2 separate regions of the Homo sapiens genome follow, and region 2 is linked to region 1. Evidence: chromatin loops called from intact Hi-C (ENCODE). Cell type or tissue: HepG2. All regions are shown on one strand. Each heading gives the region's core, and the rest is flanking DNA. Links, peaks and the distances in the headings are about the cores only. Region 1 overlaps KAZN (kazrin, periplakin interacting protein). Region 2 overlaps FHAD1 (forkhead associated phosphopeptide binding domain 1).

Evidence for each region. Peaks named below come from ENCODE experiments on the same cell type or tissue, not always from the same donor. Only the 100,000 strongest peaks of a DNase experiment are listed, where the experiment ranks them.
Region 2: it touches region 1 in a loop (23-fold over the local background); 82 of 110 quality-filtered maps call a loop at or near these places.

What each region holds. Positions count from the first base shown.
Region 1 is chr1:15,103,844-15,119,503 of GRCh38, forward strand. KAZN (kazrin, periplakin interacting protein) reads left to right here. Exons shown (of 15, transcript NM_201628.3): 13 at 180-346; 14 at 8,584-8,698; 15 at 10,628-14,200. The coding sequence ends at 10,792. It overlaps TMEM51-AS1 (TMEM51 antisense RNA 1), which reads right to left. Exons shown (of 5, transcript NR_027136.1): 4 at 14,484-15,061; 5 at 7,972-13,964. Among named protein-coding and RNA genes, the nearest start is that of TMEM51-AS1, 41 kb to the right of the region's middle. RefSeq lists enhancers at 8,021-8,600, 8,591-8,730, 8,601-9,179. In HepG2, for the core only: a CTCF peak has its summit at 7,175 (motif pointing right); DNase peaks (open chromatin) are centred at 6,938 and 7,188.
Region 2 is chr1:15,296,671-15,312,330 of GRCh38, forward strand. It overlaps FHAD1 (forkhead associated phosphopeptide binding domain 1), which reads left to right. Exons shown (of 34, transcript NM_001391957.1): 5 at 14-123; 6 at 4,535-4,771; 7 at 11,943-12,066. Among named protein-coding and RNA genes, the nearest start is that of FHAD1-AS1, 39 kb to the right of the region's middle. RefSeq lists an enhancer at 8,200-9,399. In HepG2, for the core only: a CTCF peak has its summit at 8,242 (motif pointing left); a DNase peak (open chromatin) is centred at 8,241; H3K27me3 peaks cover 571 bases.

The DNA.
Region 1 (15,660 bases), core at 2,733-10,732:
GGTCCCTGACCTCGTGGCTCTAAAAAATTGGGGAGGGGTTCCTCTTCACCGTCAAATTAACTGGTCCCCAGGGGGTCAAGCCCTTGCTGTTGGGGACAGAGCCCCACGTGGAACTGGGGCCCCCTTAGGCCAGCAGCATGGCCCCTGCAGGCTAACAAGTCCCCTGCCTTTGCCCCCAGGAGTACGCAGACAACCTGACCAACAGCGGCGTCCATGGTGCTGTGCTGGTGCTGGAGCCCACATTCAATGCCGAGGCCATGGCCACTGCCCTGGGCATCCCCAGTGGGAAGCACATCCTCCGGAGACACCTGGCAGAGGAGATGAGCGCCGTCTTCCACCCAGCCAAGTGAGCACGGGCTGGGATCCAGTCATGTGGGCTGCTGGGTACAGTACAGCTCAGGGCTTTGGAAGCAGATGGTCCAGCTCCCCATCCTGGCCCATCACTTACTGCCTCCCACTCGTTCTTTGCACCATGGTGGTCACCTTTTACAGATCAGGAAACTAAGGCTCAGAGAAGCAAAGTGCTTTAGCCTGAAGGTCATAGACTAGAAAGACGTAGAGGAGCAGTCAGGTCTTGAATTAAGTGTATATTAGATCAAAAAACACCCAGGTGTTTAGAGAAGAGATAGCAAGCAGTGCATGTGTAAGGAAAGGCCACGTGCAGGTGGAGTGTAGCTGGGAGGACTTGCATTGGCCTAATAGGTTGAGTTGGTTGGTCCAGGTGGGGCAACTGTGGGGACAAAGGCTTGGAGTCAGGAATGAGCATATTAATGATGCTTATGGACCAGGTAAGCAGACCACATCAGCCCACCTATCCTAGTATCCCCATCTGAAAAGTGACCAGAGAATGAACACCTGGGCATAAACCAGTCCCCCTCCCAGTGGATTCTCTTCTTAAAATCATGCACTTAGGGTTAGATGACCATTTATTGAATACTTCCTGTGTGAACTATCTAATTTCATCCTCCTGGCAATGTCAAGAGATCAGTAGCACTATCCCTCCTTTATAGATGGAGAAACTTCTTCAAAGGTACCAAGCTATGTGCCCAAGATACACAGCTAGTAAGTGGCAAATCCTAGATTTGTCCTTTATTCTATCAATATGGTGTATTATATTGATTGATTGAATTTCATATGTCAAACCAACCTTGCATTCCCAGGATAAATCTCACTTGGTCACAGTGTATAATCCTTTTTATATATTGCTGGATTAAATTTGTTAGTACTTTGTTGAAAAAATCTGCATCTATATTTATAAGGGATATTGGTCTATAGTTTTCCCTCCTTGTGATGTTTTTGTCTGATTTTGGTATCAGGGTAATATAGCCCTCATAGCATGAATTGGGAAGTATTCTCTCCTCTTCTGGGTTTTGGAAAAGCTTGGAAGGATTGGTGTTTGTTATTCTTTAGACATTTGGTAGAATTCACCAGCGAAGCCATCTGGTCTTAGGCTTTTCTTTCTGGGAAGCTTTTTGACTTCTAATTCAATCTCTTCACTTGTTAGAGGTCTGTTCAGATTTTCTATTTCTTCTTGAGGCAGTTTCAGTAGCTTATATCTTTCTAGGAATTTGTCCATTTCATCTAGGTTAGCTAATCTGGTGGCATGCAGTTGATCATATAATTTTTATCTTATAGTGCCTCTTATATATAAAGTTGGTAGTCATATTCTCTCACTCATTCACTTACTCCTGGTTTTAGTGATCTGAGTTTGAGTTTTGTTTTTTTTTTTAATCAGCCTATCTAAAGGTTTGTTGGTTTTGTTGACAGAGCCCAGATTTGACCTTGGGGCTCTCTAACTCAGGCCTGAGTCCTAAACCCCTAAACCACATGGATCCTTAGGGAGCAGCTGGGCCACTCCCCATGTTATACAGGTGGGGAAACTGAGGCTTAAGGAAAAATTGTGCATGTATGGCAGGGTCCAGGTGTCCTGGGCTGCTCTTCCCTATTGGAGGCTGACACCCAAGCTGTTCTCAAAGTGAGGCCCACCCCACAGACCCTTGCAGCAGAATCATTGAAGCTATTGTAAAATGCAGATTCCCTGGTCCTGCCTCAGACTTGCAGGACAAGTATCTGCTGGCAGAGCACAGGACTCTACATTTTTAGCATTTTGGGGTGCTTCTTACAGAGACAATGTTTGATAAGAACTCTGTTTTAGGCCAGGCATGGTGGCTCATGCCTGCAATCTCAGCACTTTAGGAGGCGGAGGCAGGAGGATTGCTTGAGTCCAGGAGTTCAAGATCAGCCTGGGCAACATAGCGTGACCTTTTCTCTACTAAAAATTAAAAAAATTCCCTGGAGGTGGTGGAGTGCACCATATAATCCCAGCTACTCAGGAGGCTGAGGCTGGGGATTACTTGAGCCCGGGAGTGTGAGGCTGCAGTGAGCTATGATTATGCCACTGTACTCCAGCCTGGGTAACAGAGCAAGGGTCCATCTCTACAAAACAGAAAAACAAAACAAAACCCTCCTCCAGGAGCCATGAATCAAAAGACACAGGAAAAAGCCTTTTCTCCTCAGAATTATCCCCTTTCCCTGACTTCCCTTCTGGAGCCACATGATCTGTAACAAACTTTTTTCTGAGCCCTGGAGAGATGGCTCTAGCTGAATATTAGCAGGCATTTGTGTATCTGATTAAACTCTTGACCACTCATGAGGTGACAGGTGTGTTCAGGACTAAGACTAGTCAGGGAGCACCAGAGAAGGGACTGGTGGGGACAAATAGGGTGGGTTCTTATGTTGTGGTGGGGCAGGGACTTCTTCAAGAATGAGACGAAATCAATGAACCTCTCAATGATAAGATAAGAGGGAAATGACTCTGTCCAGGCTCCACATTCACCAAGAGCTTATGGGTCCCAATATGACGTCATCTCTAGTCTCTTCCCACAACTTTGACAATGCACATGACCCAAAGGCGCCAAGGAGAAGTCTCTGCCATGGTCTCATGGTATCTGCTTTGACACACACTGACTTCCTGCATCTCCCGATAAACCTTGGTCCGGCGCCAACAATGTGTCAGTCATAGGACTGTTCTTTAAGGACCTGGAGAATAAAACCAGTGGGCAGGAAGGATGCAGCAAGGAGCAGAGGTACCCAAAGGCAGCTGCCAGGGGATCGGAGGAGTCAAAACAAACAAAAAAAATATGCCTTGAAGGCAATATGGCCTGTCACTAAAACAGAGTCAGGGACAGGACACACAAAGGAGCAGGACTGGAACCAGAGCAGGACTGGAACCCAGGTCTCTACTCCTAGTCAGAAGCTCTTTCTGGAACTGATCTCTCTCCCCTGGGATCTAAGCTAGAATAGTGCCCCTTTTGCCATAAAAGCCACCCTCCACAGTCATTGAACACCTGCTGTGAGCAGGCACTTGGGTGATCCATGTCCTGCCTTCACGAAGCTTACAGAGATGGGAGAAGACCTCATAGGTGGATGGTGTGGAGTTCCAGCCCAGGGCCTGCTTCCACTCCAGGTTTTCTCTCTTTCCCTTTTTTAATAGATCTCTGAGGGTCTCTGCTCATCCAAGAAAGGCTTTGGCTCCCATCCAGGCAAGAAACTGGTTTCATAGACAACTAGGTGAAGACATAAACCCATCCAGAATGCCTTGTGGCACTCTAGCCCCAGGCAACCCAAGTTCAAATCCCAGCAGCACCAATCCTGGCTGTGTGACCCTGGGCAAGTTACTTAACCTCTCTGAACTGTACTTTCCTCATTTGTAAAATGAGTATGGTAATCACTATCTGCCACCCAAAGAGTTGATGGCAAGATGAGATAAGACAATGCATAAAGCAATTGGCAAAGGAACCAGTACATCATAAGACACCCAATAATATAAATATTAGTGATTTATTCCAAACCCACCCCTAGCCCCACCACCGCTGCCTCCCATTCCTCCTCTGCAGGGCAATGGCTGCAATGTGGTTTCGAGCCCCAGCATCACTGCTTTCTTGCTGTGTTGAACATGAGCTAGTGGTTTTAGGTTTTACTCTCTGAGCCTCAGTTTCTTCCTCTGTAATAGGGGAATATGACTCATACCGACCTTGTAGCTTTGTTCCAAAGGTTCAGTGAGGCAAATTGTATGCAGCCTGCTTGATACATAGATGCCCGGCAGTAACTGAGAGCTTCTGCCCCTGCCTTCATCTGGAGGCAGAAGAATCTCCATGCAGTCAATTTCCTCTGGAGTAGCTGCATAGGAGTCCCCTTCTGTCAGTTTGCTCCAGCGTTCTCATTAGCATTTCAATGGAGAAGAACAATTCCATTACAAACTCAAATAGACTTGACCCTCAAACACATAGAATGAGAGAACCTTGTCACCTGTCCCACCTCCTCGGCTGACAGGCTTCCCAAGACATTGGCAATGGAAAACATTTATTCTCTGGTCACTCAGCAGGCCGCTGGAATGGGGGTGGAAGGACACATTGAGCTTAGATGAGATTCTGTCCCACCCCACCCTCAAACCATCCCTGAAATGTGAGCCCAAACTCCAGGCACTGGGTCAGCTGAGTGCCCAGAGGCGTGGGCCTGTGTGCAATGGGACCCAGCGGGGCCTTTGAGGCCACATTCTGGCTCCTCCGCCATCATCGTGTGATTTTAGACAAGAAATTTACCCTCTCTGAGCCACGGTTTTTTCAGCTTGCAATGGGGATGATCACTCCTTCTTCCCAGGGCTTTGCAGAGGGTTTGCTGAGCCACCGTGGTGAGGAGCTGACAGTGTGCCCAGCACGTAGTGGGTGGCCCTCGAGTACTCTTTCCTTCCCATTCATTTTCTCCAGCACAGCATCTTGTGCCTCTCTGCCCTTGTAAATCCTTGGTTAATGGGTTGAGACTCAATGCTCGGGCTGGCCCACCTGGTGGAGGCTGACTCCCAACCCCCAACCTTCCTTCCTGCACCATGATGCCTATTTAGTGCCCAGGGTTCTCTACATTGACTCAGGAGAGTCCAGTGAGATGCCCCATTCTCCATAACGTTCCCTCATCAAAAGTTCCCCTTCTAACGTACCATTTCCTCGAGGTCTAAGTGACTAGAAATACTTAATAGGTCGGTTCAAAGCTTCCAAAGACCTTGGCCCTGTGCTTGGCTTATGCCCTGGAGTTTTCGTGTTTTCATCTTATCCAAAGGCCTAGATGGGGGGATTTCAGCCACTGTGGAAAAAATAAGGAGGGAGGATATTTTGGCACACTGGAGGCCAAGGTCACCCCGTATTCCTTTGTCTACAGAAAGACAACCACTTTCTGTGCATAGGGTAGCTTGTTAAGACCAGGGCTGGCCAGGCACGGTGGCTCACACTTGTAATCACACCACTTTGGGAGGTCGAGGCCGGTAGATCACTTGAGCCCAGGAGCTGGAGACTAGCCTGGGCAACATGGCAAAACCCGGTCTCTACCAAAAATACGAAAATTAGCTGGGTGTGGTGGCGTGCACCTGTAGTCCCAACTGCTTGTGAGGCTGAGGTGGGAGGATCACCTGAGCCCAGTAAGCCAAGATTGCACCACTGCACTCCAGCCTGGGCAACAGAGCGAGACCCTCGCTCAGAGGAAAAAAAAGATCAGGGCTGCTTACTGGACTTTATCGTACAGATGAGGAAACTGAGGCCCAGTAAGGTGTTTTACTCGCACCAGAACATATGGAGGGAATAGCTGAGCAGGAACTCCAACCACGTCTGTGTCCCCAAAGCCTTTGGCCACAGTAAGATGTAATTGTAGCAATTACTCTTTCTATTGTTACTCAGAGCTTAATGTTTATGTGTGTGTATATGTATGGGTATGTATGGGTATGTGTGTGTGTGTGTATATATGTGTATGTGTGTTTGTATGTTTGTGTATGTGTTTATATGTGTGTATATGGGTGTATGTGTATGTTTGTGTATGAGCGTGTTTGTGTGTATATATCTGTGTGTATGTGTGTTTGTGTTTGTATGTTTGTGTCTGTATGTCTGTGTATATATGTGTTTGTGTGTATGTGTATGTGTGTGTTGTATGTGTATGTATGTGTATGTGGTGTTTGTGTATGTTTATGTGCGTGTATATATGTGTGTATGTGCATGTGTGTGCTTGTGTGTATATGTGTTTGTGTATGTTTGTGTATGGGTGTGTGTGTGTGTGTGTTTGTGTATGTGTTTGTATATGTGTGTTTGTATGTTTGTATGTTTATGTGGGTATATGTGTGTTGTGTATGTATGTGTAGATGGTGTTTGTGTATGTGTGTATATATATATGTGCGTGTGTGTGCCTGTGTGTGTATGTGTGTATATGTATGTGTGTATGTGCGTATTTGTGTGTGTATTTGTGTATGTGTCTGTGTATTTGTGTATGTGTGTGCATATGTGTTTGTGTGTGTATATGTGTGTTGTGTATGTGTGTATGTTTAGGTGGTGTTTGTGTGTGTTTGTGTATGTGTATATATGTATATGTGTATGTGCACTTGTGTGTGTATATGTGTGTATGTTTGTGTGTGTGTATATGTATGTGTGTATTTGTGTATTTGTGTGTGGGCATATTGTATATGTGTGTATGTTTGTGTGTATGTGTGTATATGTAGTGTGTATTTGTGTGTTTGTGTGTGTCTGTGTATTTGTGTGTGCGCATATGTGTTCATGTGTATTTGTGTATGTGTGTATTTGTGTGTGTTTGTATGTTTGTGTATTTGTGTGTGTATGTATGTGTGTGTATTTGTGTGTTTGTGTGTATGTGTTTGTGTGTGTGCATATGTGTTTGTGTGTGTGTGTGTGTGTATCCTCTCATTTAGTCCTCACAATGACCTGCCGAGGAAGTTCTGTTATTAACCCCACTCTGCTCAGCACGCGGCCCAGGCCATGCCAACGCTAAGGCACTGAGCCAGGCTGCTGACGTGGAGCCCACACGTGCGACCACTGTCCTACCCTAAATCCCAAAGTGGGAAGGCCGTGGTCTAGACCTTGATCCCAGAGGCCCAAGTTCAATTTCCATCCCTGCCACTGGGTGTCTTGTGTATCTTTGGACAAGACACACCCCCTCTTTGGTCTTCTGTCTCTTCAGTGAAAATAAGAGATGGGACCCTGAGGCTCTCCCAGGCTTATTTGACTGCTAGTGTTCCAAGAGCTGGGGGATCCAGCACCCCTCTGTGCCAGAGAGCAAACAGCCAGCTACCTGAGTTTACATTTTTTGGCTTCTGCAATTACAGCTGCTTCCCCACTGGACCTGGGGAATTTCGCCTCCAGGTGGAGCAGAGGGGCCATTCATGAGGGCATTTCCTGACCCACCACTGAGCAAGGCCCTCCCTGTTATGTGGAAGCCTGTGGAACCCAAGAGTTTGAGAACGTAGCTCATTTGCCATTCAATCAGTGCTGTCTCCTACACACCACTCCCCTCCCTTGAACTTTCTCAGCAAAATTTGCCCCAGAAGAAGAACTTCTCTGAGGCAGCTTAAAAGATGCTAGAAGGTTCTGTTGTTGTTGTTTGTTGTTGTTGTTGTTGTTGTTGTTTTAAACAGAGTCTTGTGCTGGAGTGCAGTGGTACGATCTCGGCTCACTGCAACCTCCACCTCCCAGGTTCAAGTGATTCTCCTGAGGTTCAATCTTAGCCTCCGAGTAACTGGGATTACAGGTGTGCACCACCATGCCCAGCTAATTCTTTTTGTAATTTTAGTAGAGATGGGTTTTGCCATGTTGGTCAGGCTGGTCTCGAACTCCTGGCCTCAAGTGATCCACACGCCTTGGCCTCCCACAGTGCTGGGATTACAGGCATGAGCCACCATGCCCGGCCTAGAAGTTTCATTTCTTTCAATGAGTCTACCTCCGTGGTGACTTCTGGCTCCAGGCCGGGCCTCTTGCCCCAAATCTGTTTATCCACAGCATTGATATGCAGACTTTTTCTGTATAAGGCCAGATAGTGAATATGTTACGATCTGGGAGCCATATGATCTCTGTCAAAAGTCTACAACTCTGTCCTTATAGCAACAAGACAGCAGCCATAGACAACACATAAGCAAATGGGCACTGCTGAGTTCCAATAAAACTTTATTTATAAAATCAGTCGGCCAGCTGGATTTGACCTGCAGGCAGGCTGTAGTTGGCCAAATCCTAACAGAAGCTTCCATGCTTTTGCACAAAGAAGGGAGTCATGGGGGCAGCTTCAGGCAGAAAGCCAGGTGGGGGACACAGATTGCAAATTCAGAGCAGGGGAGACTCCTCATGCTTCTCCAAGCACAACTAATTAGCTACCATGCTGAGATTCTCATCTGGAGTCTGTTGCAGTAAGGTTCACAGTACACTGAAGAGTTAAGATCAAGACTTTGGAGTGTCAGAAGCCTGAGTTCAGATCTTGATTCTGCCGCTAACAGCTGTGTCGTCTTGGGCAAATTGCTTGCTGTCTCTGGCCTCCTTTCCCTGTAATGCTGGGCTGGCAGTCCCAAGCCCCAGGCATGTTGTGAGAATCACGCTTATAAAGTGCTGAGCACAAGGATGGCACGTGGGAGGTAATCAGTCGGTCTCAGCAGCTGTGGTCATTGTCACCAATGTGTGTGTGTGTGTGTGTGTGTGTGTGTGTGTGTGTGTGTGTGTCTGGGGAGCTGACTGAGCCTCCCCTGCTGACTCAAAATGGTCCTCTCTTCAGCTCCACAGGCATCCGGGAGGCTGAGCGTTTTGGAACGCCCCCTGGCAGGGCCTCCAGCGTCACGCGGGCAGGAAAGGAGGAGAACAGCAGCGGTCTCAAGTACAAGGCTGGCCGGGTAAGTCTCTCAATGGATTTACCTGTGAGTCCTGCAGACCCGGGAAAGGTCTTTTTTTCTCCTCCCGGGAGCTCTGTGGCTCCTGTGCTGGCCTGTGAAGGTGGAGTGCCAGGCCGGGTCACGGGGGCATCCAGGACAGATGCCCTGGATGTACCTTCAAGGAACCTTCACGATGCTTTGGGTACAGTGCACAAAGCCCCCGCAGGGCTTCGAGTAGCACCTGGATCTCAAAGTGCAGGTCTCACCTGCCTGCATGAGAATCACCTGGGGCTATTACTGAACTTGCAGATTCTGGGACCCACCTTGGTCTCCTGGAAAAGGAGTTCTCTGGGGCGAGGGGGATCCTGCATTCAGCTAGGCTGCCCAGAGGGTTCCGGCGCAGCCCCAAACTCTGAGCCCCAATCACTGATTTCAATTTGCGACTTCAGTGACCTGACCAATAGCAAAGATGAACCCTCTGGTGACTCCAACCAAACAGTATGAAAACATGTGCAGTTCAGGTCTGATTGCACAGACTCCAACTGACACAGATTCCTCAATGGAAATGCACAGACAGAGACGGCAGAACTGGGTAATCCAAAATGTCTTCCATTTGAAGAAGGCATGATCCCCATTCATTCATAAACATGAATACATTGCCACTTTACCCTTAAGAAGCTCCATTCTAGAACGTGCATTCTAGTAATTGGGGCTGATATTGCCCCCCAAAGGAGTGAAAATTTGTTTTGGCGCTGGTGGGGGGTGGGGGCGGTGGCAAAAATTCTTATTCTTTCTATGTAAAAGCACAAATGTACATATGGTACGGAAGCAGAGGCGTAGTATGTCTGTGGCATTACAATTTCACAGCAGGGGTGCAATTAGGAAAAAACTGTCTAAAAAGTCTCCTTAGGGAGCAATAATAATAATAAAAAAAGAAGATCTGGAAACACTGGTCTGGAAAGAAAGGCAGTCAAATAAATAGTTACAAAGCACTAATGTGACTACTTTAACACAGAGATGTGTGCAGTAAGAGAGAAGTATTTTTGAAGGCCTACTATGTGTGATAATAATAGTCACTATTCATCAAGTACATCAAGGACTTACTCGGTGCAAGCACTTGCTATGTGCTTTGCAGATGGGACTTGACTTTTTTTTTTTTGAGACAGGGTCTCTGTCAGGCTGGAGTGCAGTTGCACGATCTCAGCTCACTGCAACCTCTGATTCCTGGGTTCAAGTGATTCTCATGCCTCGGCCTCCTGAGTAGCAGGGACTACAGGAGCTCGCCACCACGCCCGGCTAATTTTTGTATTTTTAGGAGAGGCGGGGTTTCACCATGTTGGCCAGACTGGTGGGACTTTACTTTTTACAACAAACCTGGGAGTTAGAAACTACTATTCCCATTTTGTAGCTGAGAAAAATGGGCTCAGAGAGGGGAAGTGACTTGTCCAAGGTCACACAGCTGGGAAGTGGCAGAGCAGGGATCTGAACCTGGGTCTGTGAGTCTCCAAAACTCGCATTCTTTCTGCCACACCAGGCCGTCTAGAATATTCCTCCTTGACTTGGGAGTGCAGTCAGACCTCATGGGCCTGCTCAGACATTCTCACAGGTAGTCTCCAGGACACACTTCCTCAACTCTCCACCCACCAAGGAGGGAAGAAGGAGGCTTTTGTGAATCAGGAATAATCAGACTAACGATATTTGTCCTCACCCTTGGTAACCAACTGAATCCTTCCGGGGGCAGGGGGACACAAAGCTCTCCCCTAATGGTCATTCACAAACTCCCCTCAACCTCCCTGAGCAGGGAGTATTATTACTAATAGGAGGAGCACACAGAGGTTAAGTAAGTTACTCAATCACAGAGCAATTAGAATTGGAGACATTTCCCAGACCTTCATTCTTAATTCTTGTTTCTCTTCTTCCTGTCCTTTGATCATATTCTTCTCTTCTCAGCTGCCCCTGGGGAAGATAGGAAGGGGCTTCAGCAGCAAAGATCCCGATTTCCATGATGACTATGGCTCTCTTCAAAACGAAGATTGCGGAGACGATGACCCCCAGAGCAGGCTGGAACAGTGCCGTCTGGAAGGCTACAACAGCCTGGAGGTCACCAACGTGTAAGGAACTGGTGGCTCCACCAGACCCAACGTGAGAGACCCAGGAAGGAAGAGAAGCCAGATGGCCCCAGGTGTCGTTCTCACTGTACATAGCGGCCGCAGGCTGAGGATGTCCCTTGCTCCTGGGCAAAATCCCGATGGACTCTGCGGTTTCAGCTCCACAGCGCCCAGGAGAGAGAAGACACCAGCCCACCTGTCTTGGGTGGGCCATGGACTTTCCTGTTCAGCTGGAGATGGGCCCAGAGGACCTGTCACAGTGTCCGGCCCTGCCTCCATCCAGGATACACAGGCTCCACCTCAGAGTGACCGTCACTGTGGAGCAGCCAAGCAGTCCCTGGAGCCTTAAACGGAGCTGCCAAGGTGGGAGGAGGCCCACAGTTCCCTAAAACACCCTTCCGGCGGGAGCAGGGGGGACCCCAACCCCACACCCCAGCGCCCAGTGCATTGGCAGAGCCGGGTGCAGGAAGTGCTGCCTCTTGCCGAGACGTCGGACAGGGCGGGGGTTGGGGAACTCTCGGCTACAGCATCTTACCCTTGACTGAGAACTTGGGTCCTGACTTGGCTCACTGAATCTCTCTTGGGAGAATGCAAAATCCTTCCACCTGAAAAGCTCTGTGACACATGGGGGTGGACGTATTGAAGAGCTGTTTGCCGATCCACCCAGGAGTGGCTACGCTGAGTGGGGAGCCGGTGAATGATCCGTGCAGGAGTGGGGCTTAGCAGCCACATTTCTAGGAGATGCAGATATCCTATCACCAGAATGAAAGCTATTGGGACAACAGGATCGGGGATGACCGACGGCCCCATATGGTGAATCTCTGGCCTGTGGTTTGGCTTTACTGAGATTCCAAACCCCACTATCTGCACTCCGTGACAGTGGTATGGAGTGTGGCAATGAGTTTGGGGTCTGGGGCAGGGAAATGCTTGACATTGTTAACCCAACAAACCTTTGTTGTGATGTCCCTGTCACCTGAAACATAGGTGACATAGCTCACCAATGTCCTAACCGAGACACAAACTCCACAGAGCAAAATCATTTGGTATTGGTGGGGAGAACCCCAGCCCTTTTCTTGACCTGCCACTGTTATGCTGTGTGGCTTCTTCCCAGTGGCCTCACCTCTCTGTGCCTCGATGTCTTCATCTACGATACTTCTGGTTCCCTCCCAGGGACATCGTGAGGATTAACACTTGCTAATATCTGTAACACAATTTGTAACCTCTCAGGAGACAATGGGAAGTTATGGGGTAGCTAATTTCCCATTTACAACACAGAAATGATATAGAGCTAGTTCGCTCCAACTCTTTAGGTTGAAGCAGTGTGCAAAAGGAAGAAAAGAAATGTTTAATGTTCAGACCTGCCAAGAGCCTCCAACAGGGCTCAAGAAACATATAAATCCCATGAGCACAGCCTTGAAAACCAGTTTGACTCAAGCCTTCGGGCCTCAGTTCATTGACCAGATGACAGCCACGTGATGATTAGGGAAGGACGGATGCATTGCGATTCTGCTTACACATCGGGTTATCAAAGCGAGTCACTTGTTGGAACCATGATGCTCGACCTCCTTCAAGGCCGTTTGCACTGGGGCTTGAGTTTCCAAGATTCACAACAGGTGTCAGCCTCTGAGAACCCTCAAAGCGTGTGTTCTTCAACCTGGCAAATTGTTTCCTCTCATGGGGGAAGCCGAGCTCTGATGAACTTGAGAATTACACCTCTCTCATGCCGAAGACCGTGGTGTTCCCCCTAATGACATAAACGCAGCCTTTCTTGCTGTCTGAGACCAAATGTCTAGTTGGTAGACAGGTGGATGTTTGGCCTCCTAAGGGCACACTTCTGATCCTGGGCCCCAGGTGGTGAATCTCTGGCATGTGGCTTGGCTTTGTTGAGACTCCAAATTCCATTATCTTCATGACATTCGGCCTCATCCATAGGGTCCTGAAGCTGCAGTCCACAGCTCAGAAAGGAGAGGTGAGACCTCCCTCCAACCTGGTGCCACAGGTCTCTCCCAAGCCACATCCAGCCTGGATGACCTGGGACCCCAGAAACTGCCGTTTGGGAGGCAGCAACAGCAACGTGCCCAGGCAGGCAGTTATTCCCACAGAGTGAGCCAGAATTGTAGCAGGGCACTTGAATGCAGAGCTGATGATTTGAAACCAACGTTCACCCAACTTGTCAGAAATGGCACTTACATGGTTCGATCTTGCTGGAGACAAGTGGACAATTGGGGGTCACTGGCAGAGACAGTATTGCCCAAAATGTTCACAGCAGGAGGCCAGCAGGCCTGAGGCAACACGGGCAACCGCGAATGCCTCTTTTGGTTTAAATTATGCCATCACAACCCTCTTTCACCCATGAGGCTCCCCATCCCTGACAGCCAGGTGAGCATTTGGAGCTGGTTTCTCAACATGAGGATGGGTTGGTTGTTAAATTAACAACCTCCACAGTATCAGATTGAGTGAGCTTTGTCTGCTGGAAAAACCTGAAACGTCAACTCTGCTTCAAGGTCGGCAAGAAGAACAGAAGGCGGAGACTTGGCAGAGAGACTCAAGCTGATTGTCACAGGCTACAGAGGGGCCAGCTCCAGAACAGTGACCAGCTACATCCTGTCCAAGCAGCCCGAGTGTGGTCTTGGTCCCTGCAGGGCAATGTGGGCATCTGGACCTGGGGACGATGTGGATGCACTTCTTGGAAAGCTGTTGTAGCTTGTGCCTGTGGGTGGAGAAGGCACCTGCCTGGTAGACTCTCAGCTTTCTGACCCCCAGGAGCCTCTGCGAGGCCCCTTTGTCCTTGGCTGAGCCGGACCTTTCTTTTGGAAATCTGTCTGTCTGTTGGCATCGCTGTTTTCAGACCCCAGGCTGCAGAGGAGGGGAGAAGCCACACAACAATCTGGACCCAATAAAGTGGAGAGAAGGGCGTCTCTACACAGCCCGGCCAGCGTGGAGGGCCCCAGGACAGGGACCCAAAAGCTTGACGTCACTGAACAGGGCTGGGTACTGGCAGAACAGGAAGATTTGGCCAGAGGTGACCTCAGTGTTCCCTCCAGGGGCATCCAGGCCCCTCTGACCTGGGGAGAAGAAGGCCCATGCTCAGGCCCACCTCCCTCTTCCCATCAGAGCCCATGCGTCCTGGGCACCACCACTTCCACTCTGCTTTTCGAGGCTCCGGAGGGCTCTTCCTGCTGTGAAAGGAAAGGAGAAGAAAGCCTGTGGGCAATGGCAACCTCTGAGTCTGGCATTCTTGCCAATGGCTGGCCAGCGAGGAGAATCTCCCGAGCCCTGACACACAAAGGCATTTTGTGGCTGCAGAGGAAATGGGTTGGCTCTGAACAAAGATGCAGTTTCTAGGGCCGTGGCCCCAAATCGCTTCCCCGAGAGTGAATTTTAACACTGTAACAATAAATACTACTGCACAGCACTTTATGGCAGAGGGGGCTTTTTTCTGTGTTTTCTCATTTAGTGTTCCCAGCAGCCTCTTTGTGAGATTTTGAACCCATTTCACAGATGGAGAAGCTGAGATCAGAAAGGTGGAGGGCCTTGCCCAGCTCTGTAAAGCTAAGACATCCCAGGGCAGGGACTCAAACCCAGTCCATCTGCCTCCAAATCCCAGGATCATCCTCACAATTACACACTCTCCCAACCCTCACCCCCCTGCAATGTTGGCAAACCCCCCTCCCCCCACCTCCCAGCATAGGATTTACCTTAGCAGGCAGCATCACTCAAAATGCAATTCAGGTGCACTCGGAGTGTCTGGAAAAGTCCCTGTGGGGGCATTGCCTTCTGCCCTGGGAACTTGCAGTCAGGAGTGGACACCTGACAAGTCCCCTCCCCTTGTGTCATTTGTGTCACTCCGTCACTCCTCCTGGGGGCACTTACATCTTCAGATTACCGGACTGGATTTCTAGTGGTGGGACGCCCCAGCACAGTGCCCTTCAGACCGCCCCATGGCCTCGGATCACCTGGTGGGGAGGTATTTTGGGAGTGCAGGTGCAGATGCGGGAATTCTGGAGTCCCACCTGAGATCAGCATTTCCAACAAGCTTCCAGGTGCTGCTGCCGGTCCAGGGATCTCACATCGAGTTCCAAGGTCATGGCGCACAGATGGGCCTTCCTAGCAAAGCCCTAACCACACAAGGTGGGGGCTGGTCTGTGGGCTCCACCCAGGTATCCAAACAGCCCTGATGGAGCCCCACCTACCAAACCAGGCTGTGTGCTTCTCATGGGGCAGGAACCCAGCTGGACGCGCTGCCCATTGCTCATGTCGGCAGGGGCTGAGCACTCTGGAAGTGTGTATTAAATGGGGAGGAGACAAGAAAAGTTAGAAGACGCTGAAAGATAGACTGGGGATGGCCAGTTTCTCTAGGCTGACCACAGATACTGTATTGTTCAATCCACCTGGGAGCCAGGGCTGGTCCTTGGTGGTGGGGATCCAGTGGCAGAACTTACACAGGTCATGAAAGGAGGTAAGAAACACACCAGTGGCCAGGGTGATTGATTTCAGATAGTGACAAGTGTGATCGGGACTTCAAGTAGAGTGCGGGGGATCCTTGAGGATTTTTGAGCTGAGACCTAAATTCTGAGGAGCCAGCCCTGCAAAGATCTGGGGGAAGACCATCCCAGGCAGGCAGGCAGTCCCTGAGCTAGATGCTGGGACGTAATGGTGAAAAAATCCTGCCCAACCACTACCCTCTTGGTGGGAAAGACAGACATGAATTAAATACTCCGCCAAGTGTCACTGTGGTCTGTCTTTTTTTTTTTTCTTTTTTTTTTTGAGATGAAGTCTTGCTCTGTCACCCAAGCTGGAGTGCAGTGGCAGGATCATAGCTCACTGCAGCCTCAATCTGCTGGGCTCGAGCAATCCTCCCACCTCAGCCTCCCG
Region 2 (15,660 bases), core at 4,652-12,651, 190 kb after region 1:
TCTCACGCCTTAGTGTGGACCAATGCCATGAAACTGTCAGAAAAATCAGTGGCCGAGGGGATTCCTGGGGCAGTTCCCCCTGCGGAGATTTATGTGGAGGAGGACTTGGCCCAGCAGGACAAGGTGAGGGAGGGGTCTGGGGAAGGGTGGAGCTGCAGCAGCAAGCGCACTGCAAAGGGACTTGCCGATGCCTGTTCTGTGTGGCCCAGGAGTGCCCTTATCCTGCTTCCAAGAAACCACCTCTTACTCCCCAAGACATTCAACCAAATGTTTTATTCTAAATTACGACCTCCGCAACCACTGTTTATTAAGCATCTACTGTGAGCTGGACTGTGTCCTGTGCACTTAACATTCATTCACTCATTTAATCTTTGCTGTCTTCAAAATAGGTTTTTTAAATCACCATCACTTAACAATGAGGAAACCGGAGCTCAGAGAGTTTAAGTAACTTGCCCAAGGTTGCACAGTAAAAGGGGCAGAATTGAGATTCACACCCAGGTCTGGTTAACTTCCCTAGTGGGAGGAAGTGAGAGCTGAGGTCAGAGATGACTAAGCAAATGAGAAAGACTTGTTAAAGAACCAGAGAGGTTTAGGGAGTGAGACAGGAAGAGAGGTCAGAACAGATAAATTGAAGCAAACTTGGGAAGGATGGATCCAGGTTGATTTTGCCTCACTTAGCCACAACCTGAAAATTATATGATAATCGACTACTTTTGCACCAACCTAATACTAAAAGCAATGATCCACAATGCCTTGCTTCCCCTAAAGATCAGGGCCTGACCTTGCAGCCATTCTCAGAGTCTGTAAGGAGCAGAACCACCTGGAGCTCTTGTCACACACGGGAGTGACATGTCCAGGAATCTGCAGCAATGGTGAGTAAGGTGGGAAGTCAGGTTTGGATGCTCTGTCAGTTACCCACTGCTGTAAACAAGCCAGCCCAAAACTTAGTGGCTTAAAACAGCAATTTATTTCCCACAATTCTATGGGTTGCCTTGGAAGGTTCTCCTGCTGGTGTCTTCTGCCTCACTCATGCAACTGCAGTCAGCCGGTGGCGTGGCAGGGGCTGATGGTCTCAGAAGTCCTCATTCCCATGTCTGGGACCTCGGTTGGGACACCTGGAATTAGTTTTTTTGCTTGTTTGTTATTTTTTTTTAGTTTCTTCCCACAGATTTATTTTTTTAAGTTTTTATAGAGTTTTTATTAGTTTTCTTTTTTTTAATTTTTCCATAAGTTATTGCGGTATAGGTGGTATTTGGTTACATGAGTAAACTAGTACAGCCAATATGGAAAACAGCATGGAGATGCCTTAAAGAACTAAAAACAGAGCCACCATTTGATCCGGCAATCCCACCACTGGGTATCTACCCAGAGGAAAAACAGTCATTATTCAAAAAAGATACTTGCACATGCCTGTTAATAGCAGCACAATTCACAATTGCAAAATCATGGAACCAATCCAAATGCCCATCAATCAACGAGTGGATAAAGAAACTGTGGTATATATATTCAATGGAATACTATGCAGCCATAAAAAGGAATGAATTTACAGCATTTGCAATGACCTGGATGAGACTGGAAACTATTATCCTAAGTGAAGTAACTCAGGAATGGAAAACCAAACATCGTATGTTCTCACTGATATGTGGGAGCTAAGCTATGAGGACGCAAAGGCATAAGAGTGATGCAGTAGACTTTGGGGATTTAGGGAGAAGAGTGGGAGCAGGGCAAGGGATAAAAGTCTACAAATATGATGCAGTGTATACTGCCTAGGTGATAGGTGTACCAAAATCTCACCACTAAAAATCACCACTAAAGGACACTTGGAATTTGAGCCCTCTCTGCACATAGTTTTTCATCCTGGGCTTCTTCATAGCAGTGCAGTGGCCTCTGGGTTTCCAGAGGGCCAGGACAGAAGCTGTACAGCCTCTTAAGAACTTGCTTGGAGACCACCCAATATCATGTCTATCACTTTTTCTTGGTCAAAGCAGATCACAGGGCCAGCCTAGATTTAGGGGCTGGGGAAAATAGACTCCACTGCTTGATGGCAGAAGCTGCAAAGTTATTTGTAGCCATTTTTAATCCACCACAGTTGTTAAGCTGGAAATAGGATCCAACCACGTTTCTAAATTTTTACTATTTATGAAATATTTATGCCCTGACTTGTCAGGACTCCTTCAAGTGCAAGTGACAATAAACAAATTGATTTAAGAAAAAATAGGCTGTGCTCAGTGGCTCGCGCCTGTAATCCCAGCACTTTGGGAGGCCAAGCAGGAGGATCACTTGAGCCCAGGAGTTCAAGCCCAGCCTGGGCAACATAGTAAGACTCGATTTCTGCAAAAAAAAAAACAAAAACAAAAAACAAACAACAACAACAAAAAAACGAGCCACCCATAGTGGAACTTGCCTATAGCCCCAGCTACTAGGGAGGCTGAGGTGGGAGCATCACTTGAGCCCAGGGGATCAAGGCTGCAGTGAGCTGTGATTGCACCACTGTGCTCCAGCCTGGGTGACAGAGCAAGACCCTGTCTCAAAAAAAAAAAAAAAAAAGGAAAAAAAAAAAAAGAAAGAAAGAAAGCATTTATTGTCTTATCTTATTGGAAAATGTAAAAGCCAACCAGCTTCAGGCATGACTGGATCCAGGAGCTTGAATGATCAGCTTCCCCTCCCCCGCTATCAGTTTCTCCACTGTTTCCCTCATAGTTTTGCTTTTGCAGCAGGCTGGCTTCTTATGTTGGAAAACATGACTGTAGACAAACTGAAGTCTGTAAGTTTAAAGTTTATGATCCAAAAGGAAGCAAGAGCTTCTTCCTCTTTTAAGTAATACATGAAATCTCTGAGAAAATGCCAATTGACCAGGCTGGGTCAATTGCAGGTGGGACAGGAAGGCAGGTGGGACAGGAAGGATCAGGGCACATAACTGACCCTCCTACCAAGACCGTGTGGAAGGGTCAGGGGTGCTCCCTCAAGGAAGTCACAGGGTCCCCACCAGAAAGGCAGGAACCATAGCTGTGCACCATAAGCTGCAGGCTTCTCTGTACTTCAGTGCCCAGCACAAGCGTGGCACACAGTAGATGCTCAATACATGTTTGTTGTGTGGATATTGAACAAACACCTGGCTGGAAATGGAGCCCTCGGGTAACTCATATTGGATAAGGCAAAGGGCTGCCCCAGAGCATGGACTCTGTTTGAGGCTGTCCTTTGAAATGTTGCCACAAGCACTCACAGGGACCCAATGACAGACCCTGGTCAGCAGTTGGGCTCCATCATGACCAAAACCCTGTGGTTCCCCAGGTTAGCAAGCTAGAAGGTCGAGCTCTCCAGGCAATGAGCTGGCCTAGAAACTGCCCACCCGCTTCCTTCCCACCAGTGGAAAATTGCATGGAGAGCAGTTTCCTCTCAAAGTAACTGATCAGGAACTCTGTAGCTGCCTATGAATCACATCGGGGAATTTTTGTTCTCAATCTTCCTGATATTTTATTGATGCGTTCTGGTGAGAAGTTTGGGGGATTTTTTCCCCCTTTTTTGGGAAACCTAACAAATTCTTCGGCTACGGTGCTTTTTCTTTTGGAGAGATGGGGGACTGGGTTAATGATACCTGTGGGTACAGCCTGCCAAGCCCAAAGTTTTTTCCAGCCTGAAATTTACAAGAGCCTATATACATAAATCACCATTCCCCTCTCATTTATTTTTCATGACTCAGTTACCTGGAATAAATTTTTATGTGAATAACCAAAAGAGCCAGGGAATAACAGAAGAGAGGAAAGGGGAAAAGCTATTTCAGAATGTATTAAATTTGTAAAGTTAAATAGCCCCATTATAGTCAGAATGTGGTTGAATAGAGTCATTTCCTTAATTACCTTTCCTTCGTCCCCAGATGTTAGACTGAGGCCTGGTAAGTTGATTCCTAAAAATATTATAAATAAACTTTTTGGCAACAAAAATTCCCAAGTGGGATGGTGGTTCTTAATATGAAAGTATAATTTTAGGGGAAAGGAAAGTTTCTGTCGCTCTAAGGTATACACATGACTTATAGAAGTCTGTATGCAAGTAATCATTTTAACCAAACTCTTGTCTCTATGAGTTGCCAAGTGACAGAGAGCCTCAAAGTCTGCCTTTTCCCTGCCTGCCTGCCCTTACTTTCCCAAAATAATTACACTATAATTTTCCTACCTTTTTTTGAGACAGTTTTGCTCTTGTTGCCCAGGCTAGAGTGCAATGGCATGGTCTGGGCTCACTGCAACCTCTGCCTCCCGGGTTCAAGCGATTCTCCTGCCTCAGCCTCCCAAGTAGCTGGGATTACAGGCGCTTGCCACCACACCCAGCTAATTTTTGTATTTTTAGTAGAGACAGGGTTTCACCATGTTGGCCAGGCTGGTCTCGAACTCCTGACCTCAGGCGATCCACCCATCTTGGCCTCCCATAGTGCTAGGATTACAGGCGTGAGCCACCGCACCCGGCCCCTACTTTTTTTTAATGGGCTCAGCCTCACACCTAGGCCCACACCTAGTAAGCCTCCCATCTGATCTCTACCCAGGATGAAATAATTCTGCTGCTGGGAAAAGAGGTCAGCCGTCTCTCAGATTATGAAATTGAATCCAAATACAAAGACGTCATAATAGCAAACCTGCAGAATGAAGTGGCTGAGCTGAGTCAGAAGGTGTCAGAGACCACCACCTCCAGGCAGAATGAGAAGGAGATCTCGCAGAAGTGTCAGGTTCTGGATGAAGACATCGATGCCAAACAGAAAGAGATCCAGAGCTTGAAAAGCCAGGTAGGCAGAGCCTGAGAGGTACAGCACAGCTCTCAGGCCAAGGCCCGGGAGGCCCCAGGACCACCAACCAAGGTGAGCCACCCAGAGTTAGGGAACGCGTGGTCAGTGGAGCATGGTGGTTAAGAACACAAATCCACAAGACTGGGAGATTCGGCAGTTTCCTAGCATGGTAAGAACAAGATCAGCCTTTGTTCAGCACTGGCCATGTGCAAGAACTAGTGCAAAGCGCTTTAGATTAACTTATTTAAACCTCACAATCCTCTGACACATCCATTCTACAGATGAAGGGTCTAAGGCAGGCCCAGGCCGGGCGCTGTGGCTCACACCTGTAATCTGGCACTTTGGGAGGCTGAGGCAGGCAGATCACTTGAGGTCAGGAGTTTGAGACCAGCCTGGCCAATATGGTGAAACCCTGTCTCTATTAAAAATACAAAAATTAGCCAGGCGTGATGGTGCATGCCTGTAATCCCAACTACTTGGGAGGCCGAGGCTGAACCTGGGAGGCAGAGGTTGCAGAGAACTGAGATGGCGCCACTGCACTCCAGCCTGGGTGACAGAGTGAGACCCTGTCTCAAAAAGAAAGAAAGAAAAAAGTCTAAGACAGGCCCAGAGACACCCAGGAACTGCTTACAGCTTGCACAGCACGTGAGAGGTGGCAGTGCAATTTGAACTCAGGTCCGCCTTCTCGCAGACCCCATGTTCTCACCTCGATTTCCTATTTCCCCACAATGCTGTCACTTCAGTAACCGCGTCTCACCCAAATCCAGCCCCAGCCAGAGAGAGCTATGGGAAGTTAGCTAAGTGGGGAGAAGGAACTGCCCGGTGTTCCAAACACAGAGGCCTTTACCAAACCCTGAAGGCAGTTAGTTACTGGTTCACTTATAGGGAATTTCATCAAACAAAAATTCTTCACCTGGAATTTCTGAATTTACCAGTCATGTACGTTTCTCTTGAAACTTGATTCAAATTCTTTTTTTTTTTACTTTAAGATTGGTCAGTGATGGCTGGGCGCGGTGGCGCACGCCTGTAATCCCAGCGCTTCGGGAGGCTGAGGCAGGCAGATCACAAGGTCAGGAGATCAAGACCATCCTGGCTAACACAGTGAAACCCCGTCTCTACTAAAAATACAAAAAATTAGCCAGGTGTGGTGGCGGGCGCCTGTAGTCCCAGCTACTCGGGAGGCAGTAGAATGGCATGAACCTGGGAGGCAGAGCTTGCAGTGAGCCAAGATAGCACCACTGCACTCAGCCTGGGCGACAGAGCGAGACTCCGTCTCAAAAAAAAAAAAAGTGGTCAGTGATATTGTATATCAGTCAACAAAGTTGTTAAAAGAGTAATGGGCCACTGGTGAATTTCACCCTCAGTGCATCATGCTGGTTAAACTGTGGACATGCCTGGGGCCTCTGTTCGCCGATTCACTGCTTTTGGCCTCTGCCTTCTGTACCCAGTTCAGGGTGCACAGTTTCAGCCCTGGAAAAAGCCTAGGTTAGACATGGTGAACCTCGAAGAGTCTTTCCGGGACTATAAACTCCACAAGGGCAAGGGCTGGGCCTAGTTACCTTCCAGAATAGGACAGTGTCTGTTCATTCATTCATTCATCCACTCATTCGTTCATTCAAACGTTTGTTGAGTGACTACCCAGTGCCAGGCCCTCTTTTGCGCTCTGGGAATTCGGCAGAGAACAAGGTTGACCTGATCCTTGTCTTCTTACAGTTGTGTTCCAATGAGGGGGACAGAGTAGACAACAAAACAGACAAATATATGCCCTAATATTGAGGCAGTGACCCTCCTTCAGACCTGTTTTTGAAAGAGCAATGAAAGGAGCTGGTCCTATAGGAAATACTGCTGCAGACAGCTGCCTGGACATGTCTCTAACTCCTTGAGGAGCCTCTTTCTCTTCTCATCTGAACCCAGTTTTGCAACCAGATCTCCATCTTTTTCAGTAACTCTCCCATTTCAGAGCTTTCCTGCACTAAGTGAAGTGTCTTGTCCAGATACAAGGTTAAGGATGAGTAACTGTCACATCTCTTTGAGTCTGTGTCCACATTTTGGGTATTGTTTAAAGTGCTCACATTATCTGGAAATTTATCTTTCACCGTGAAATTATCTATAAATAATTACTCTGTAGCCGGGCGTGGTGGCTCACGCCTGTAATCCCAGCACTTTGGGAGGCCAAGGCAGGCGGATCACCTGAGGTCAGGAGTTCGAGACCAGCCTGGCCAACATGGCGAAACCCGTCTCTACTAAAAATACAAAAGTTAGCCAAGCGTGATGGTGCGTGCCTGTAATCCCAGCTACTTGGGAGGCTGAGGCAGGAGAATCACTTGAACTTGGGAGGTAGAGGTTGTAATGAGCAGAGATCATGCCACCACACTTTAGCCTGGGCAACAGAGTGAGACTCTGTCTCAAAAAAAAAAAAAAAGAAAGAAAGAAAGAATTACTCTGACTTATTAATACTCCTCCCCCCACTTTGATCTTGGCTCATAATTGAAAGATGATACTTTATAACAAAGCATCTCTGAGCTAAAGGATGCAGTTGGTCTGAATCCAAATCAAGTTTCATCTGCTCACATTTTAGTCTCTTAAATATTCTATTGCCAACAGAACATTCAAGCAGACGTACAAGCCACATGGCAGGTTGATTTATTGTTCTGATTACTTTATTCTCCTGGGTCTCCTGAAAGTGTGTGCATAACGATTTGCTCTCAAAGCCCTTCGATCTGATACAATACCCCAAGACAATGCGTACCGCCATGCGGCCTGCACTGCCTGTGCTAATTAGAAGCTGAATTAGTATCTTAAAGCAATCAGTCTTCCTAGCACTATTAACTTTCTTATGACCCAGTGCCCATTTTATTACACAGTGTAATAGGCACTAACACCTGGGGATTTATGCCAATTATAGACAATATGGATATTTATTTTGGTCATGAAATTGATGAAGATGTTTGAAGACTACTTGGAGTTTTCCCACAGTCTGATATCCTAAAGCTCTGGTACTTAGATTGAAACATTTCCTATCTGTCAGACAGCACTGGAGTCTGGGGGATGTATTTTCCCATCCCTTCTGGAAGTTTCTCTCTGTGTTGTGCCTCTGGTATACAAACAAAAGCATTAAGCTGAGAAGAGCTGTAACTTTTTTAAAAAAAAATTCCAAGTGCCTTTTTATGGGAGAGTTGCATGTCCCCACAGAAAACAGGAAGAGGTGAAATAATTTTTTTCACTCCAAGTTTCCGAAGTGGAGACCTGCGCAAGTATGGCCTTGGAGAGGGTTGGGACATTGCAGCCCATGTCCCTCCATCTTCTAGTGAGCACCCCTTCTCCAGTGTCTCAGATGCCCCAGGGAAGATGTGACTGGTGCACGAAATGGGCCGTAGAAATTGTGAAACCTTGATCCTTCTGTTAATTCTACCACCGAGTCATAGCCACAAGGTTTTCAGGGACAGACACTAAAAACAGACTGTGAGCGCCACCTGGTGGCCAGGTGCAGGGCACACCGTATCTGCATTGTCGGGGTCCCCCCCGACTCCCACCCTGTCATATCTTATGATATGCCTGCAACACGATGAGATGATTAACAGGGATTCTTGCACTCCTCTTAATAACAATCACACTGGTGTTTAAGTGAGCCTAGGCAAGGCTTACAAATGCACACAAAAATACTATCAGTCTACCTTCCTGGAGACAGGCAAGAGAAGCAGAAGCTAAAACGCACCGTAGAATAATCAGAGCTAGTGTCTATGTGGGGAGCCAGGCATGGTCTATGTACTCTTACATGTACTAACTTATGAAAATGCTTTCAACAACCCTGAAATTACGACTGTCACCACACTTACAGAATAAAAAAATGGGACAGAATTGGTGTCCTCCCTACCTTCACACAGAGACGGATTTTGCAGATGGCAGTCTGGCTCCTGAGTCCCTACCATGCTCCACGGCCTCAGGCTGTTAATGCTGGTTCCTAGAGCCACGTGGAAAGAACTGGAAGCAGGCAACTAAAGCCTGGATTTGGATCGTAACTCTACCACCGACTGATCCGTGCAATCCCAAGCAAGCAACCTCACCCCTCTGAGTCTTGATTTCCTCACTTGCAAAATGGGAGCTGATGTGGTTTGACTGCATCCCCACCAAATCTCAACTTGAATTGTATCCCAGAAATCCCACATGTTGTGGGAGGGACCCAGCAGGAGGTAATTGAATCATGGGGGCCAGTATTTCCTGTGCTGTTCTCGTTATAGTGAATAAGTCTCATGAGATCTGATGGTTTTATCAGGGGTTTCCGCTTTTGCTTCTTCCGCATTTTCTCTTGCCGCCGCCATGTAAGAAGTGCTTTTCGCCTCCCACCATGATTCTGAGGCCTCCCCGGCCATGTGGAACTGTAAGTCCAATTAAATCTCTTTTTCTTCCCAGTATCGGGTATGGCTTTATCAGCAGTGTGAAAACAGACTAATACAGTAAATTGGTACCAATAGAGTGGGGCATTGCTGAAAAGATACCTGAAAATGTGGAAGCAACTTTGGAACTGAGTAACAGGCAGAAGTTGGAACAGTTTGGAGGGCTCAGAAGAAGAGAGGAAAATGTGGGAAAGTTTGGAACTTTCTAGAGACTTGCTGAATGGCTTTGACAAAAAGCCTGATAGCGATATGGATAATAAGGCCCAGGCTGAGGTGGTCTCCGATGGAGATGAGGAACTTGTTGGGAACTGGAGCAAAGGTGACTCTTGTTATGTTTTAGCAAAGAGAATGGTGGCATTTTGCCCCTGCCCTAAAGATTTGTGGAACTTTGAACTTGAGAGAGATAATTTAGTGTATCCAGCAGAAGAAATTTCTAAGCAGCAAAGCATTCAAAAGGTGACTTGGGTGCTGTTAAAAGCATTCCATTTTAAAAGGGAAACAGCATAAATTCAGAAAATTTGCAGCCTGATGATGGAGTAGAAAAGAAAAACCCATTTTCTGGGGGAGAAATTCAAGCCAGCTGCAGAAATTTGCATAAGTACCAAGGAGACTAATGTTAATCCCCAAGGCCATGGGGAAAATGTCTCCAGGACATGTCAGAGACCTTCACAGCAGCCCCTCCCATCACAGGCCCAGAGGCCCAGGAGGAAAAAGTGGTTTTGTGGGCCAGGCCCGGGGTCCCCATGCTGTGTGCAGCCTAGGGACTTGGTGCCCTATATCCCACCCACTCCAACCATGGCTAAAAGGGGCCAACATAGAGCTTGGGCTGTGGCTTCAGAGGGTGGAAGCCCCAAGCTTTTGCAGCTTCCACATGGTGTTGAGCCTGCAGGTGCACAGAAGTCAAGAATTGAGGTTTGGGAACCTCTGCTTAGATTTCAGAAGATGTGTGGAAATGCCTGGATGCCCATGCAGAAGTTTGCTGTGGGGTCGGGGCCCTCATGGAGAACCTTTGCTAGGGCAGTGTGGAAGGGAAATGTGGGGTCAGAGCCCCCACACAGAGTCCCTACTGGGGCATTGCCTAGTGGAGCTGTGAGAAGAGGGCCCCCGTCCTCCAGACCCCAGAATGGTAGATCCACCAATGGCTTGAATCGTACTCCTGGAAAAGCCGCAGACACTCAACGCCAGCCCATGAAAGCAGCTGGGAGAGAGGTTGTACCCTGCAAAGCCACAGGGATGGAGCTGCCCAAGACCATGGGAACCTACCTCTTGCATCAGCGTAATCTGGATGTGAGACCTGGAGTCAAAAGATCATTTTGGAGCTTTAAAGTTTGACTGCCCTGCTGGATTTCAGACTTTCATGGGCCCTGTAACCCCTTTGTTTTGGCCAATTTCTCCCATTTGGAATGGCTGTATTTACCCAATACCTGTACCCCCATTGTACCTAGGAAGTAACTAGCTTGCTTTTGATTTTACAGGCTCATAGGCGGGAAGGACTTGCCTTGTCTCAGATGAGACTTTGACTTTTGGGTTAATGCTGAAATGAGTTAAGACTTTGGGGGACTATTGGGAAGGCATGGTTGGTTTTGAAATGTGAGGACATGAGATTTGGAGGGGCCAGGGGCAGAATGATATGGTTTGGCTGTGTCTCCACCAAATCTCAACTTGAATTGTATCTCCCAGAGTTCCCACACATTGTGAGAGGGACACAGGGAGAGGTAATTGAATCATGGGGGCTGGTCTTTCTCATGCTGTTCTAGTTACAGGGAATAAGTCTCACAAGATCTGATGGGTTTATCAGGGGTTTCCACTTTTGCTTTTTCGTCATTTTCTCTTGCCGCTGCCATGATTCTGAGGCCTCCCCAGCCAGTGAAACTGTAATTCCAATTAAACCTCTTTCTCTTTTTTTTTTTTTGGAGACGGAGTCTCACTCTGTCACCCAGGTTGTAGTGCAGTGGCACGATCTCGGCTCACTGCAAGCTCTGCCTCCCGGGTTCACACCATTCTCCTGCCTCAGCCTCCCGAGTAGCTGGGACTACAGGTGCCCGCCACCACACCCAGCTAATTTTTTGTATTTTTAGTAGAGACAGGGTTTCACCGTGTTAGCCAAGATGGTCTTGATCTCCTGACCTCATGATCCACCCGCCTCAGCCTCCCAAAGTGCTGGGATTACAGGCGTGAGCCACTGCGCCCGGCCTAAACCTCTTTTTCTTCCCAGTCTCGGGTATGTCTTTATCACAGCGTGAAAACAGACTAATACGGGAGCATTCCCAGGAGCCTTCTGTGGAGAGGCCATGAGGCTCTGTTGAAGGAGTAGTGTCTGTGAGTGGGCTTTGTAGGTTCTAGAGTGTTCTGTGAGATATAACCTATTGTTATCATTTGAGGGAATTAATTTTATAACATGCTTCCCTCTCTTGAACTTTGCTCTGTATCCAGTCAGTACTGGGCGACCTGGAACCAACAGGTGATCTGTTTATGGCTGAGAGTCCAAAGGTCATCAGAAGGCACATTAAGAAACCAGGTGTCCCCAGTGGCAGCCAGGCCTGGGCCCCTTTATGGGCACAAAGATAAGGTTCATGTTTTGATGACATAGGAAGTGGTGGTCCTTGAAGGAACAGGCCCTCCCCTGTCCCTTCCACTGGTTAAAACTAAAAAGCTTGGTTTCCCCAACACCCCAGCCAAAACTCAATCTGAATCTTTCTGTCAAGCTTGTGAGAAGTACCTGTGTGTCTCCCAGACGTGGGCCAGCCCCCCTCTGACTGTGCCACCTCCTCCCACAGATCAGTGCCCTACAGAAAGGCTACAGCAAGGTGCTGTGCCAGACCCTGTCAGAGCGGAACTCAGAAATCACATCCCTGAAGAATGAGGGCGAGAACTTAAAGAGAGACAACGCTATCACATCAGGTGAGCCCTTGGAGTCGGGCCTGGGAGCTGCCACTCCCGCACCCGTTGTTCTTGGCCACAGCAGACATCACCAATCAACCACATACTTTTTGTTACTGAACTTGGCTGCAGCCTCAGAGTTCTTCCCAGCAGCCCTTTAGGCAGTTCCTGTCCATGAATCTGAGTTCACCCTCAGAGGTTTATGTGCCATCCAGTTCCTAGCATAGGGCCTGGTTTGGAGTGAGCCCTTGATAAATATTTGAGCAAATGTTATCTGTTAGCTAAAAGGCCTGCTGAGCATGGACCTCACCAGGGAACACACAGGACAAGCTGCAGCTCAGGCAGTCCCATGAGCCAGTTTGCTGTGAATGCAAACTAGAATGTGGCTAAAATGGGGTTGCCAGTTTAAGGCACCCAGCCTCTTACCCATCTCACACTGGTGCTCTTGGGCCGGAGCGAAAGCATTTTGCTAATTGAGAGGTAGCTGGATACTCAAGAACTTGGGTGGGCAAGGGGGCAGCCAACTCATGGCCCACCCTTGCCAGGCACAGCTGTTTCTTAGCCTGGATTCATTCATTCATTCATTCATTCAGCACATTTATGGAGCAGCTGCTAGATGCCAGGCACTGTTCTAGGCACTGGGGAGAGAGAGCCCTGAGCAGTCAAGATCCCTCTGCCCCTCTGCTCATGGGGCTCACACTTGGGAGAGGATGACAGACAATAAGAAGTAAAAAGATAAATGAACAAGCCCATACCAGAGAGAGATCAGTGCTCCAGAGGAAATAAAGCTGGACACCGTGGTGGGGAAGCACTCAGGGGGTGAAGTGAAGGAGAATAGCTTAGTGCAAGCTTGTCCAGCCCACGACCTGCGGGCCACATATGGCCCAGGACAGCTTTGAATGAGGCTCGACACAAATTCCTCAACTTTCCTAAAACATTATGAGATTTTTTTTTTTTAGCGATTTTTTTTTTTAGCTCATCAGTTATTATTAGCGTGAGTGTATTTTATGCGTGGCCCAAGACCCTTCTTCTTCTTCCAGTGTGGCTCAGGGAAGCCAAAAGATTGGACATCCCTGGCTTAGTGCCTGGGCAGGGATATCTCTGAGGAGGTGGGAGGGGCTGTCGGGAGGCCCCTGGGAACGGTATGCTGGGCAGAGAGCACAGGTGCAAAGGCCCCGAGGCTGGACCAAGCCACGGTGTTGGATCAACTGCCGGCGAGTGTGGCTGGAGTCAGGGAACAAGGGGCTATGGGACCTGGTGGGGTCAGGGGGGAGGCAGGGCCACATTACATGGGAGGGGTTCAGGTTTTCTTCTAAGTGTGATGGGACACGTTAGGGTTTTTAAGGCAGAGAATGGCATGTCTCGAGACCTGCAGATGATAGGGCCATGGACAGAGAAAGGGGGAAGAGAGAAAAGCAGGTGGTGGAGAGGGAATGAGTCCAGATTGGGCATATTGCTCCTAAAGTCCCCCCTGCACAGCAGGAAACATGCCCGTGGCTGTGAAAGCAGAGCGTAGCATTGAGTCAGACACAATCGCTGTCTCCGCAGGACCCAGGCCGCCTGGCCGTGGCTTTCCCTCTGCCTCACTCTGCAGTCCCCCTCCCCACTCCAGGCTTCTACCTCTGTTCTTCCCTAACATGGAATGTTCTTGGATACTTGTGAGCCCTATGGGCAGGGCTGCTCTGGGCACCAGGCATCCCAGGGGGATCTCGCTGGGCCCTGCCCTCCTCCCCAGCGTCTGTCCATCACACCCCATCCACGCTACAAGCCTGTCTCAGACACCACTCCTCTAATCAAGGAGTCAGACAGACCTGGGCTCAGGTATGGCCTGGGATGGGCTACACTCTCACGGCCCCAAGTGTGGTCCCTGGACCAGCAGCATCAGCATCACCTGGATCCTTGTGAGAAACTGGGAATTTCAGGCCCCACTCCTGACCTTCCGATCAGAATCTTCATTTTCACAAGCCTCCCGGCTGCTGCTTGTGCACACTTAAGCTCGAGAAGCACTGGGCCGGGTTACGCTGCAGTGACAAACAGTCCCCCAAGTCTCAGTGGCTCACAATAGACAGGTTCAGCTCCTGCTTCCACCCTGAGCCCATCATGGGTCAGTAGGGGCTTTGGTCATTGTGGCCACACAGTGACCCAGGCTCACAGAAGCCATCACAACACATCACAAACCCCATCTTCCACAGGAAGAGAGGCAGATGGAGGAACAAGGTGCGGATTTCCTCACCTGCCTGAAACAACTCAAACAAACAAACAAAAACCAAACAAACAGAAAAAAATGTCTGAAATAATGGTTTCCATCTATTGGCCCCAAGAAGCATGTGACGATGATCTGGGAGGGAGTGGAAACAAACAAGATGAAATCTACGATTGCCCCCGGCTGGCTTGCGCTGGAGAGAGTTTCCAGACCACAGCAGGGAGGGGAAGCCAGACAGAGCCCAGTGGTCAGCCCGACTTGAGGAGATGGAGGTGGAGAAGCCAGCACAGCTTGAGTTTGCTGGGTGGCGTGCCAGGCGGGAGGGGGCTGCACGGAGAGCACCCCGGAGATCTCAGAGGGTCCGCCTCAAGTCTTCAGCAGAGTCAGGTGTGATGAGCACGTGCATGTGGGCAGGGAAGGAACCACCCAGGAGGAGCAGAGGGAACCATCTCGAAGCCCACGTAGGCCTGAGAGTAGCTCACTTTCCCACCATCCAGAATGGGGCAACCTTGCACTACACAGGGCACCTGGTAGAGACTCAAGCCAAATTCATTCTAGAGAAAAGGTCACTCTGGTCCCGCCTCACAAAGCATGCAGGCAAGCCCCAGAGAGAGCAGTCTGTTTCTAAGGAACTTAACTGTGTCCCCGGACGAAGCTCATTTTTACAATGAAATTCTGAATCATGTTGTTCTTTATTACACATCCTTGATTGTGCAATAAAGATTGATTCTTGATTGATACCCACCAATAAAACTAGGATGAATGTTTTTCTAAGAAAAGGACCGTATGAGATAACCCAATACCACTGCATTATGCACCCTTCTTCTCACTTTTTCTCAATGTGATAATACAATAATATATTGACTATCTGCTGTCACATAAGTTATCCCAAAAAAGCAACAAATATGTTTATCTTACCCGGTTTCTGTGGTTCAGGAACTTGGGAGTGACTTAGTCTGGCTCAGGGTCTCTCACGAGGTTGCAGGAGCTACTGCTGTCATGTCATCTAAAGCCCGACTAGGGCTCGAGGATCCCCTTCTGGAATGACTCGCTCACATGGCTGTTGGCTGGAGGCCTCAGTTCCTCACCATGTGTGTCCTTCCCTAGGGCTGCTTGAGTGTCCTCACAACATGGCGGTTGGCTTTCCCCAGACTGAGTGATCCAAGGAGAGCAAAGAAGAAACCACAACATCTTTGATGATTCACCCTGGGAAGTCACATTCACCACTTCCACAGTGCCATATGAGTTACACACGTCAGCCCTATTCAGGTGGGAGGGGGCTACACGAGGCCAGGTATTCTAACAGGCAGGGATCATGGGGGCCATTTTGCAAGCTGGCTACCACATATACTTGTGGGTGGCAGGGAATAAACACTATGTGTTAGCCACTCTACTATGTTCTTTATACAACT